Linked DNA regions of Homo sapiens: region 1 is linked to region 2. Evidence: chromatin contacts called from ENCODE Hi-C or POLR2A ChIA-PET data. All regions are on one chromosome and are shown on one strand. Each heading gives the region's core, a stretch centred on a gene start or an enhancer-like site at or near the end of the contact. The rest is flanking DNA. Distances are from core to core; before and after follow the strand shown.

Region 1 (5,373 bases), core at 184-2,683, 77 kb after region 2:
GGCCTTAGGGAATCTGAAAGTCTCTCCCTCTCCAGTTTAGTGGTTTACTTTGAACATTCCCAGCCAGGAAGTTATCTTTTCAATAAATCTGGAAAATTTGGAGATGGCCTTGGCACCTCCATAAGGGTCTGCAAAGATTTCCCAGTCAAGAGGCCTGGCAGGAAACTCTGGGATCTGGGGATATGTGTGAACCCCATTCTGAGTTCATGTGTTCCCAGCTCATGGTTCTAGGACATAGGGTTAAAGCTGTGGGGTCTGGGGAAATCTGGGTAATGTTGTCAACATGAGTTGCAGACCCAGGCTTCCTTTTACCTCACGTTATCCGCTCCTCATACCCATGTTGTGGGTGCACCTCCCCGCTGGGGCATCTTCAGGGGGGCTTCACTCACCTTCACTCTGTCACTGACAGCATGCTTTTTGGGGACTGTTAGTAAGGGCAGGGTAAACGTTTGTCCCTGGGGAGCCTGTTTGGAGCAGCAGTCCAGTCTTATTCAGTGGGTTTGATGGTCTGTCATGGGATACTCACTAGATTACATCTTCATCTTAGAGGTCTTTCCCACAGTTTCCAGTCACAAGACTGGCTGTTCATTGGGGAGAAATCTCTGGGAAGGCTAGGAGTAAAGCTTTGCCTCTGTTATGCTGCTGGAGTCCTCTTTCTATCCAGGATTAGGGGCTCTGGCTTTGGAAGAGGAATCCCAAGGCAAAAGTAACAATAAAAATAATGAAAATGTTTACAAGTGTGCTTGATCAGGGGACATGAGTGTGCTGCATGCATGCTGTGATGATCTGATGTAATCCTTCTCAACACCACCATGAATAATAAACTATTATTAGTTTCATTTTCCTGATATGAAAACTGAGGCTTAGCGCTACCAAATGACAAAGGGATACAGGATATGAACCTGAAGGACCTAAGCTGCTTAGAAAGAAAGCCTATCTTAAAAAATTGCTACTATACATAAAAGTGTCATATTCTTCTGACCTTGCCTTTGATACTCAGCTAAGAACAAACCAGTTAAGAGCTTTGCGCAAGCTCCTTGATATTTTAAGAGGAAGAAGAGTATAATTTTTCCTCAAGCAATTAAAGAAAATCTCCCTCACCTCATAATTCATTGAAGAAAATGTAGGAAAATCAGCAAATTGGAAGAGAGAAAAAAAAAAAGAAAAAGGGAGAGAAGGGGTCACCATTCTACCACTAATATTTTGAGATTTTGGGGGGTAGAATGTATCTAAGGCATCATGTTTGAAGGATAAAGATTAAAGTAAAAAAATTAAAAACGCTGTGGTTGAAACTCAAATTACTTCCCTAACCCTGCTGAGCATGTGTAGCTTGCTCAGAAATTCCAGTGGGGGCAAAGGTCAGCAGGTTATACACACTAACATTAGAAAATATGTGTGTGAAACAGAAAGGAAAGGAAGTCTCAGGATGTGGAATTCTGCAAGTTGGTCTCATCTGGCTCAGGACAGTTCCATCCTGGCTCAGGAATGCAGGTAGAGTTCTGGAGCTGGCATTTATTTGCATTGGAGTCATTTCCTAGGATTTTCACAGCTTTACATGTTTGTAGGTCATCTAAGCAAAAACTGTGGATATTGGTTGTGTTTCTGTCAATGAAAGAGGGAATCATACTTTACAAAATTTGAATGTGTGTAGTCAGGGGGAGAAGAGTCAAGAAGATTGATTCTTCTTGGGTCGAGATACAACAGAAAATCTTAAATTACTTGATACTAAGTCCTTGGAATACAGCCCACTAGCAATCACCATTAGCAATCCTGGTGAGGTGGGTAGGTGGAGATAGGAACCAGTAGGACTGAATATTTTTTTCCTCATATATTTTGCTCAATGTCTTGTCTCTGAGCAACTTTCACATCCTGATTCAGACCTCAACAGGCAGATAATTTTTGCTTCGGATTATCTTCTATATTTTGTGTCATGAAATTTCCTGTGGAAGACAGAACAATCTACTCCCTTAAATTTTCTGCAAATATAAACTCACTTCCCTCTGAAAACAATTTTCGAGAGTTCTTTTGTTTCCTCCATTGTGATAGAAAATTGTGAGTTTCCAAGTAAGAATAAAAACATATTTTTTTGAGACAGGGTCTCACTCTGTTGCCCAAGCTGGAATGCAGTGGCACGATCGTGGCTCACTGTAGCCTTGGCCTCACGAGCTCAGGTGATCCTCTCACCTCAGCCTCCTAAGTAGATGGCACTACAGGCATGCACCACCATGCCCAGTTAATTTTTTTTTTTAATTTTGTGTAGAAACAGGATTTTGCCATGTTGCCCAGGTTGGTCTCAAACTCCTGGGCTCAAGTCAAGCCACTCTCCTTGGCATTCGAAAGTGCTGAGGATTACAGGCATAAGCCACCTTGCCTGACCTAAAACTTTGTTTTTATTTCAAAAGATATAATTAAGGATCCAGGACATAGAAACATAAAATAAAGGACAATGAAAGGTGTTATAGGTCTCAAAATGGCAAAGAATGGTTGTGTTAGAAGTAAGAGACAATCATGTGGACAGGATGCTCAATTGGATGGCCCCATGCTGTATGTTTTTGAAACTGTGGGTCTTAACCTTTTAGTGGGTTGTAAAATTAATTGATTAGATTATGACCACCATTTAAAAAATATAATAGAAAATATCAAAGTGCATTGCATGTAGGAAGGTTATGTACTATTTCATGGGCATTTTTTTTTCAGCTATAACCGCAGGCACACACACAAGCATATGTGATGAGTTTCATTATAAAATATATTTCTTCTCATGGATTCAACCAAAGAAGTTTGAAAGATGCTCCATTAGCCAAAGTAATCTATAAAATACATCTTTTTTTTTTTTTTTTTTTTTTAGACAGAGTCTCACTTGGTCATGAAGGCTGGAGGGCAGTGGTGCAATCTTGGCTCATTGCAACCTCTGCCTTGTAGTCCCAGCTACTCAGGAGGCTGAGGCAGGAGAATTGCTTGAACTCAGACTACAGGCACGCGCCACCATGCCTGGGTAATTTTTGTATTTTAGTAGAGACGGGGTTTCACCATGTTGCCCAGGCTGGTCTCGAACTCCTGAGCTCTGGTGATCTGCCTGCCCTTGGCCTCCCAAAGTGCAGGATTACAGGCATGAACCACCACGCCCAGCCAAAATAGATCTTTATTGGTATCATTTATTAAATGCCTAAAAATTGTCAGGCCCATTAATAATAATACTTTAAAAATCTTTTTAGGAAATTACAATTATAGCACTCCTAGTACATGAATCAGCCAGAAAACTGTCTTCAAAATAACAGCAAGCATTTATTGAATTCCGTTAACGTGTTGGGCACGGTGCTAAATCTTTTTCATGCATTTTCAAATCTACCTCTCATACCGACCCTATGAGGAGGCTACTATTATTCTAGTTTTTCAGAAGATAAAGCTGAGGTTTCCAGGGGTCACACAGCTAGTAGAACTCAAATCTATGTCTGTCTGGCTTGAGAGCCAAAGCATTTTACCACCATACTACATTAGTTTTCACGAAATAAATTTCTTATGGGTCTTTGCAATTTGTAAAATCTTCTTTGCTTTCTGACTTTTTGGAAATGTTCCTAATTTAGCTCTAGGACAATTTAATCCACTTTTACCCCCATAGGATGTTGATAAGGGATATTTCTGTGGTTTGCGGTGTGGAGGGTAGGGTGATAGTAGAGAAAGTTTATTAATGATCTAATCCTAAAGAACCTGTTCCCTCCTCTTCTTACAGAGTAAGGCTCAAAGTCTCATATTCCAAGGGAAGCCCTCCTACCCTTAGACTGTTCACTAAGTCTCAAATTCTTAGACTCCAAGGGAAACCCTCCTACCCCCCCGGGAATAGTAGGGATTCCCCTCATTCCTCCCTTCCACCAAGAATGAAGTTTCCTCCCTAGCAGCAGAAACCAACCAACCACACAACAAGAAAAATACAAATAGGAATTCCAAATTTTGGAGTCCCTGGCACTAGAACAAATTTCTCTAGGTCAGAGATCAGCAAATCTTTTCTGTAAAGGACCAGTAATATTTAATATTGAATATAGGAAGTATTTTGGGTTTTGTGAACCATATGGTCTCTGTCACATCTCTGTCACAACTATTCAATTTTGCTATTGTAGTGCGAGAGCAGCCGCAGACATACTGAAGTGAATGAGTGTGGCTGGATTTGATCTGTGGGCTGTGGATCGCCAAACCCTCTTCTAGAGCTTAAAACAGAATCCTCCCTAATGACCAGTTCAGAGGAAGAAGAACATAATTTTGCTCTTTTTTAGTTTTATATCCTCCTTGAATACTTTTGCACTATGTGTGCCTATCTTCCAATAGCTAGGGGAAACCATCATCCATCTCCTCTTCAGAATCTTCAGGAACATATTTTGTCTAAAGCATTGTAGGGCTGAGTCTTTATTTTTTGGATATGTAAAAAACAAATGAACACAGTGTGAGGACAGATGTCTCCACCAAGAGATAGCCAATATACGCTTCATTACCTTTCTCTGTCTCCTCTCTCTCTTACACAATTGCATTACATATATTATTTACGGAAACATTATACATGCATTACATATATTTACAGAAATATTTTCCTTATATAGATATGTAATTTATGATAAAAACATACCAAAAACCTTAACAGTTAATTCTCTCTCTGCTTTTGTTTTTTTTTTTTTTTTTGAGACAGGATTGCATTCTGTTGCCCAAGCCAGAGTACAGTGGCATGATCATAGCTCTTTGCAGCTATCTTGTGGGTAGCTGGGACTACTGGTGCATGCCACCATGGCTGGTTAATTATTTTTTATTTTTTTGTAGAGACAGGGTCTCACTATGATGCCCAGTCTGGTCTCGAACTCCTGGCCGTAAGTGAACTTCCCAACTCAGCCCCCAAATTCTTCATGGCAGAATTACCAAGGGCTCTTTTTATTACCTTTAAAAACTATTTTCTAAACTTTGTGTAAGGAGCATATATTAATTTTATCCTCAGGAAAAAGAAAGCAAATAGCCCTTTATCATTTGTTTTCATCTTAGTATTTATGTAGAGGAAGGAGAAAGGGAGAAAAAATGTTGACATGCTAGAAGGAAAAACTGGGGCTCCAAAATCTTTTCATACTCCATTTTCACAAAGGGGTGGTTGGTTGAAAACACTGGGGAAACATAAAGCCAGCACTACATTTCCTTTCTGAAATCCTGGAAGGAAAGGCATGGAGGGGGTAGAAGTCGGGGCTGATGAGCCATTTGCCCACGTCCTACATTCGCAGACAGAAAAGAGACTGCTTTTGATATTTGAAGGTGGGGACATGGATATTTAAAATAAGTGCTTTCTGCATGTTTGCTTGTTTTGCCTTATTTAAAAGTGCTACTGGCCAGGTGTGGTGGCTCACG
Region 2 (5,345 bases), core at 2,485-4,984:
GCTGGAATTACAAGCGTGAGCCACCACGCTCAGTCAAGATACAGACCATTTCTATCATTCTAGAAAATTACTTTGTGTACCTTCCCATTCCCAGTCGACCTCCCCTCCACTCTGGGGTAACAATTATTCTAATTTCTATCTCCTTAAATTAGTTTTGCCAAACTAATATCTTTGGTCTGCATTCAGCATGATTGAGATAAGTGAATTTAACATCAGAATTACAGAAACAATTTGTCACTTTTCAAAAGTATGTAGTTCTTTTTTTAATTTTATTTTATTATTAGTATAATACTTTAAGTTTTAGGGTACATGTGCACAATGTTCAGGTTTGTTACATATGTATACATGTGCCATGTTGCTGTACTGCACCCATTAACTCGTCATTTAGCATTAGGTATATCTCCTAATGGTATCCCTCCCCCACCCCCCACCCCACAACAATCCCTGGAGTGTGATGTTCCCCTTCCTGTGTCCATGTGTTCTCATTGTTCAATTCCCACCTACGAGTGAGAACATGCGGTGTTTGGTTTTTCGTCCTTGCGATAGTTTGCTGAGAATAATGATTTCCAGTTTCATCCATGTCCCTACAAAGGACATGAACTCATCATATTTTATGGTGAGTTCCATGGTGTATATGTGCCACATTTTCTTAATCCAGTCTATCGTTGTTGGACATTTGGGTTCGTTCCAAGTCTTTGCTATTGTGAATAGTGCCGCAATGAACATACGTGTGCATGTGTCTTTATAGCAGCATGATTTATAGTCCTTTGGGTATATACCCAGTAATGGGATGGCTGGATCAAATGGTATTTCTAGTTCTAGATCCCTGAGGAATCACCACACTGACTTCCACAATGGTTGAACTAGTTTACAGTCCCACCAACAGTGTAAAAGTGTTCCTATATCTCCACATCCTCTCCAGCACCTGTTGTTTCCTGACTTTTTAATGATTGCCATTTTAACTGGTGTGAGATGGTATCTCATTGTGGTTTTGATTTTCATTTCTCTGATGGCCAGTGATGATGAGCATTTTTTCATGTGTCTTTTGGCTGCATAAATGTCTTCTTTTGAGAAGTGTCTGTTCATATCCTTTGCCCACTTTTTGATGGGGTTGTTTGTTTTTTTCTTGTAAATTTGTTTGAGTTCATTGTGGATTCTGGATATTAGCCCTTTGTCAGATGAGTAGGTTGTGAAAATTTTCTCCCATTTTATAGGTTGCCTGTTCACTCTGATGGTAGTTTCTTTTGCTGTACAGAAGCTCTTTAGTTTAATTAGATCTCATTTGTCAATTTTGGCTTTTGTTGCTATTGCTTTTGGTGTTTTAGACGTGAAGTCCTTGCCCATGCCTATGTCCTGAATGGTATTGCCTAGGTTTTCTTGTAGGATTTTTATGGTTTTAGGTCTAACATGTAAGTCTTTAATCCATCTTGAATTAATTTTTGTATAAGGTGTAAGGAAGGGATCCAGTTTCAGCTTCCTACATATGGCTAGCCAGTTTTCCCAGCACCATTTATTAAATAGGGAATCCTTTCCTCATTTCTTGTTTTTGTCAGGTTTGTCAAAGATCAGATAGTTGTAGATATGCGGCATTATTTCTGAGGGCTCTGTTGTGTTCCATTGATCTATATCTCTGTTTTGGTACCAGTACCATGCTGTTTTGGTTACTGTAGCCTTGTAGTATAGTTTGAAGTCAGGTAGCATGATGCCTCCAGCTTTGTTCTTTTGGCTTAGGATTGACTTGGCGATGTGGGCTCTTTTTTGGTTCCATATGAACTTTAAAGTAATTTTTTCCAATTCTGTGAAGAAAGTCATTGGTAGCTTGATGGGGATGGCATTGAATCCATAAATTATCTTGGGCAGTAGGGCCATTTTCAAGATATTGATTCTTCCTACCCATGAGCATGGAATGTTCTTCCATTTGTTTGCATCCTCTTTTATTTCACTGAGCAGTGGTTTGTAGTTCTCCTTGAAGAGGTCCTTCACGTCCCTCGTAAGTTGGATTCCTAGGTATTTTATTCTCTTTGAAGCAATTGTGAATGGGAGTTCACTCATGATTTGGCTCTCTGTTTGTCTGTTACTGGTGTATAAGAATGCTTGTGATTTTTGTGCATTGATTTTGTATCCTGAGATTTTGCTAAGGTTGCTTATCAGCTTAAGGAGATTTTGGGCTGAGACAATGGGGTTTTCTAGATATACAATCATGTCATCTGCAAACAGGGACAATTTGACTTCCTCTTTTCCTTATTGAATACCTTTTATTTCCTTCTCCTGTCTAATTGCCCTGGCCAGAACTTCCAACACTATGTTGAATAGGAGTGGTGAGAGAGGGCATCCCTGTCTTGTGCCAGTTTTCAAAGGGAATGCTTCCAGTTTTTGCCCATTCAGTATGATATTGGCTGTGGGTTTGTCATAGATAGTTCTTATTATTTTGAGATACGTCCCATTAATACCTAATTTATTGAGAGTTTTTAGCATGAAGCATTGTTGAATTTTGTCAAAGGCCTTTTCTGCATCTATTGAGATAATCATGTGGTTTTTGTCTTTGGTTCTGTTTATATGCTGGATTACATTTATTGATTTGTGTATTTTGAACCAGCCTTGCATCCCAGGGATGAAGCCCACTTGATTTTGGTGGATAAACTTTTTGATGTGCTGCTGGATTCGGTTTGCCAGTATTTTACTGAGGATTTTTGCATCAATGTTGGTCAAGGAGATTGGTCTAAAATTCTCTTTTTTTGTTGTGTCTCTGCCAGGCTTTGGTATCTGGACGATACTGGCCTCATAAAATGAGTTAGGGAGGTTTCCCTCTTTTTCTATTGATTGGAATAGTTTCAGAAGGAATGGTACCAGCTCCTCCTTGTACCTCTGGTAGAATTCTGCTGTGAATCCATCTGGTCCTGGACTCTTTTTGGTTGGTATGCTATTGATTATTGCCACAATTTCAGAGCCTGTTATTGGTCTATTCAGAGATTCAACTTCTTCCTGGTTTAGTCTTGGGAGGGTGTATGTGTCCAGGAATCTATCCATTTCTTCTAGATTTTCCCGTTTATTTGCGTAGAGGTTTTTGTAGTATTCTCTGATGGTAGTTTGTATATCTGTGGGATCGGTGGTGATATCCCCTTTATGATTTTTTATTGCATCTATTTGATTCTTCTCTCTTTTCTTCTTTATTAGTCTTGCTAGCGGTCTATCAATTTTGTTGATCTTGTAGTTCTTGGCCTAAGCGGACACTGGATAATACGTACCTTTGAACATTCGGCATATCTTTGCAAATAACAGCTGCTTTTGGTTATGTTGGTGGCCACTGCTGTTCTTTTTCTGGCTGGGAAAGGTTTCAGTCAACATATTGCCTGTGAGGAGCTGATTTTCCTAAAGGACTCTCCTGCCCCCAATGCACATAATTCACAAAGCTCTTCAATATTGAGATCTTGGGTATGGTTATTAATTGGTTAATTCTTTGCCTGTCTCCAGAGCTTCAGCTGGATGAGTAACTGGGTGAATGCCTATGTGGCAAGTTGCTCTTCAGGATGAGAAACTACATGAAAGTGTAGCCCCAAGAAACCAGGTGCTCTCAAATGAGTCACTGGTAACAAGCAGACAACACATGTTTGTCCACTTTACCTGCCCCAACCCCTCCCGCCCTTACTCCAAAGTCTGCTCACACTCCACCCTCTGCAGGTAAAACAACTGGGTGAAAGGACACATTTTTGCAACCAAGATAAGGCTAGAATGACTATTCTCTCTACCCAATTACTCATCAGGAAAGCATTTTTAAGGGTCAGCACAATCATGAGTAAGTTTGTTAAAGGGTTTTCCTTTTTTTTCTCTGACTTACAAGGGAGATGCACTTTGCACTTTTTTTTTCTTTTTTTCTTTCTTTTTTCTTTCTTTCTTTTTTTTTTTTTTTTTAGTAAAAACAAGTATAAGGTGGATATTGTTCCTTGGATACAGACATCTAGCTGAAGCCAAATGCATCTTTGGCCAATAAAATGCCATAGGCCTTCTTGGTTCCACTACACCAAGCTACACTGTGGGACATCCTCGCAGATGTGGGCCCAGGGGTGGTGGGGGCAGCATCTGGCTAACTGACCTGCTTTGGGGTTCTGGCTGCTCTCTTCATTCTCACTTCCAAAGGCTGCTGGAGTCTCTCTGTTAGCTATGACTTGGACATAAAATGATCTCGAAATGTTATGTGTTCCCTCATACTGAGTTATTTTTAACTAAGCCTATAGGCTTCAGCCTGGTATTCTAGTCCCTGCACAATCTGTTTCCAATCAACTGCTATTGCTGGTGTTTACCTTCTGAAGACCTCATTCTTCTCTAACTCATGAGATGTAATAGTTATGGACTCTGGACTCAGAAAAACTCAGGTTCTAAACAATCTCAATTCATTATTGAGTTATAACTTTGCTTTCCCCACCTCCACACGCTTGCTCACATTGTTCTCTTGGCCTGGAACGTCATCTCTGCCCTTTCACATACGAACAAACCCTATTCACATTTAAGGTCAAGCTCAAATACTACCTTGTAGCCCTTCCTAACTACACAACTAGGTACAATCTCCTTTTCTTCTGAGTTAGCTTGGCATCCCATCTGTTTGCCGTTTCTCATACCTGTTTGCCATTTCTCATACCTTGATTTTGTTTCCAGGGCTCTCACTTCTGCGTTTCTACTTTAAATCTCTGTCATAAAACCAATTACATGATAGAGTCACCAGATAAAATACCAGGTAAAATACACCAGATAAAATAAGGACACCCAGTCAAATTTCAACTTCTTGTCAAACAAATACATTTGTTTAAGTATGGCCCAAATATCGCATAGGAAATACTTAAGCAAATTTGTCACTTATGTGAAATTGAAATTTAACCGAGCACCTTGTGTTTTGTGTCTGGCAACTCTTCATACGTGACTCTTTTTAATAAATGGTGAGCATTTATCTGGCTCCTTTGTGGTACTGAACATTATGTGACAGTAGGAACCTTGTCTCATTCATCTTGCAGCCCTGATGTTTCTTCCTCAAAGCACTTGCTGGGCAAATCCTTGTTAATTAATAAAGGGATTTTCATACCAGTAGGTATGGGCACACAGCACAGTTCTGAGAGCCTCAGTGTTGGAATCAGATGGACCTGGATGTGTCATATTCCTACCACAAGACTAAGTTTGTGAGGCTTAGCAAGTTAACTACCTTTCAAAGCATTCTCATTTGTAAAATAGGAAGAAGAGTGTACTTATTCCATAGAGTTATTCTCTTTATGCATATAAAGGGCTTAGCACAATGTCTGGCTTACAGAAAGTGCTTCATAGCTGTTAGCTATTACTTTTGGAAATTATGAAATACATTC

The links. A loop is a pair of places that touch in the nucleus more often than their neighbours do. ChIA-PET counts read pairs that join two places held with the same protein, here RNA polymerase II (POLR2A). Pooled maps may share reads with other maps.
Region 1: a map of Caco-2 shows a loop between it and region 2 (6-fold over the local background). The contact joins two enhancer-like sites. A Hi-C loop is called at or near these places in 3 of 168 maps with a recorded cell type or tissue (Caco-2, Calu3 and PC-9) and 2 of 50 pooled maps. POLR2A ChIA-PET finds 5 or more read pairs at or near these places in 5 of 52 experiments (BJ, Caco-2, H1 and 2 more).

What each region holds. Positions count from the first base shown.
Region 1 is chr6:47,107,936-47,113,308 of GRCh38, reverse strand. No RefSeq gene overlaps it. Among named protein-coding and RNA genes, the nearest start is that of ADGRF1, 68 kb to the right of the region's middle. RefSeq lists an enhancer at 62-231. Within about 2 kb of position 1,433, at least 2 of the 41 ENCODE cell types and tissues checked have a DNase peak (open chromatin) inside an H3K27ac peak, as active enhancers do; they include PC-9, where a contact is called at or near this core.
Region 2 is chr6:47,187,065-47,192,409 of GRCh38, reverse strand. No RefSeq gene overlaps it. Among named protein-coding and RNA genes, the nearest start is that of TNFRSF21, 120 kb to the left of the region's middle. Within about 2 kb of position 3,734, at least 3 of the 41 ENCODE cell types and tissues checked have a DNase peak (open chromatin) inside an H3K27ac peak, as active enhancers do; they include PC-9, where a contact is called at or near this core.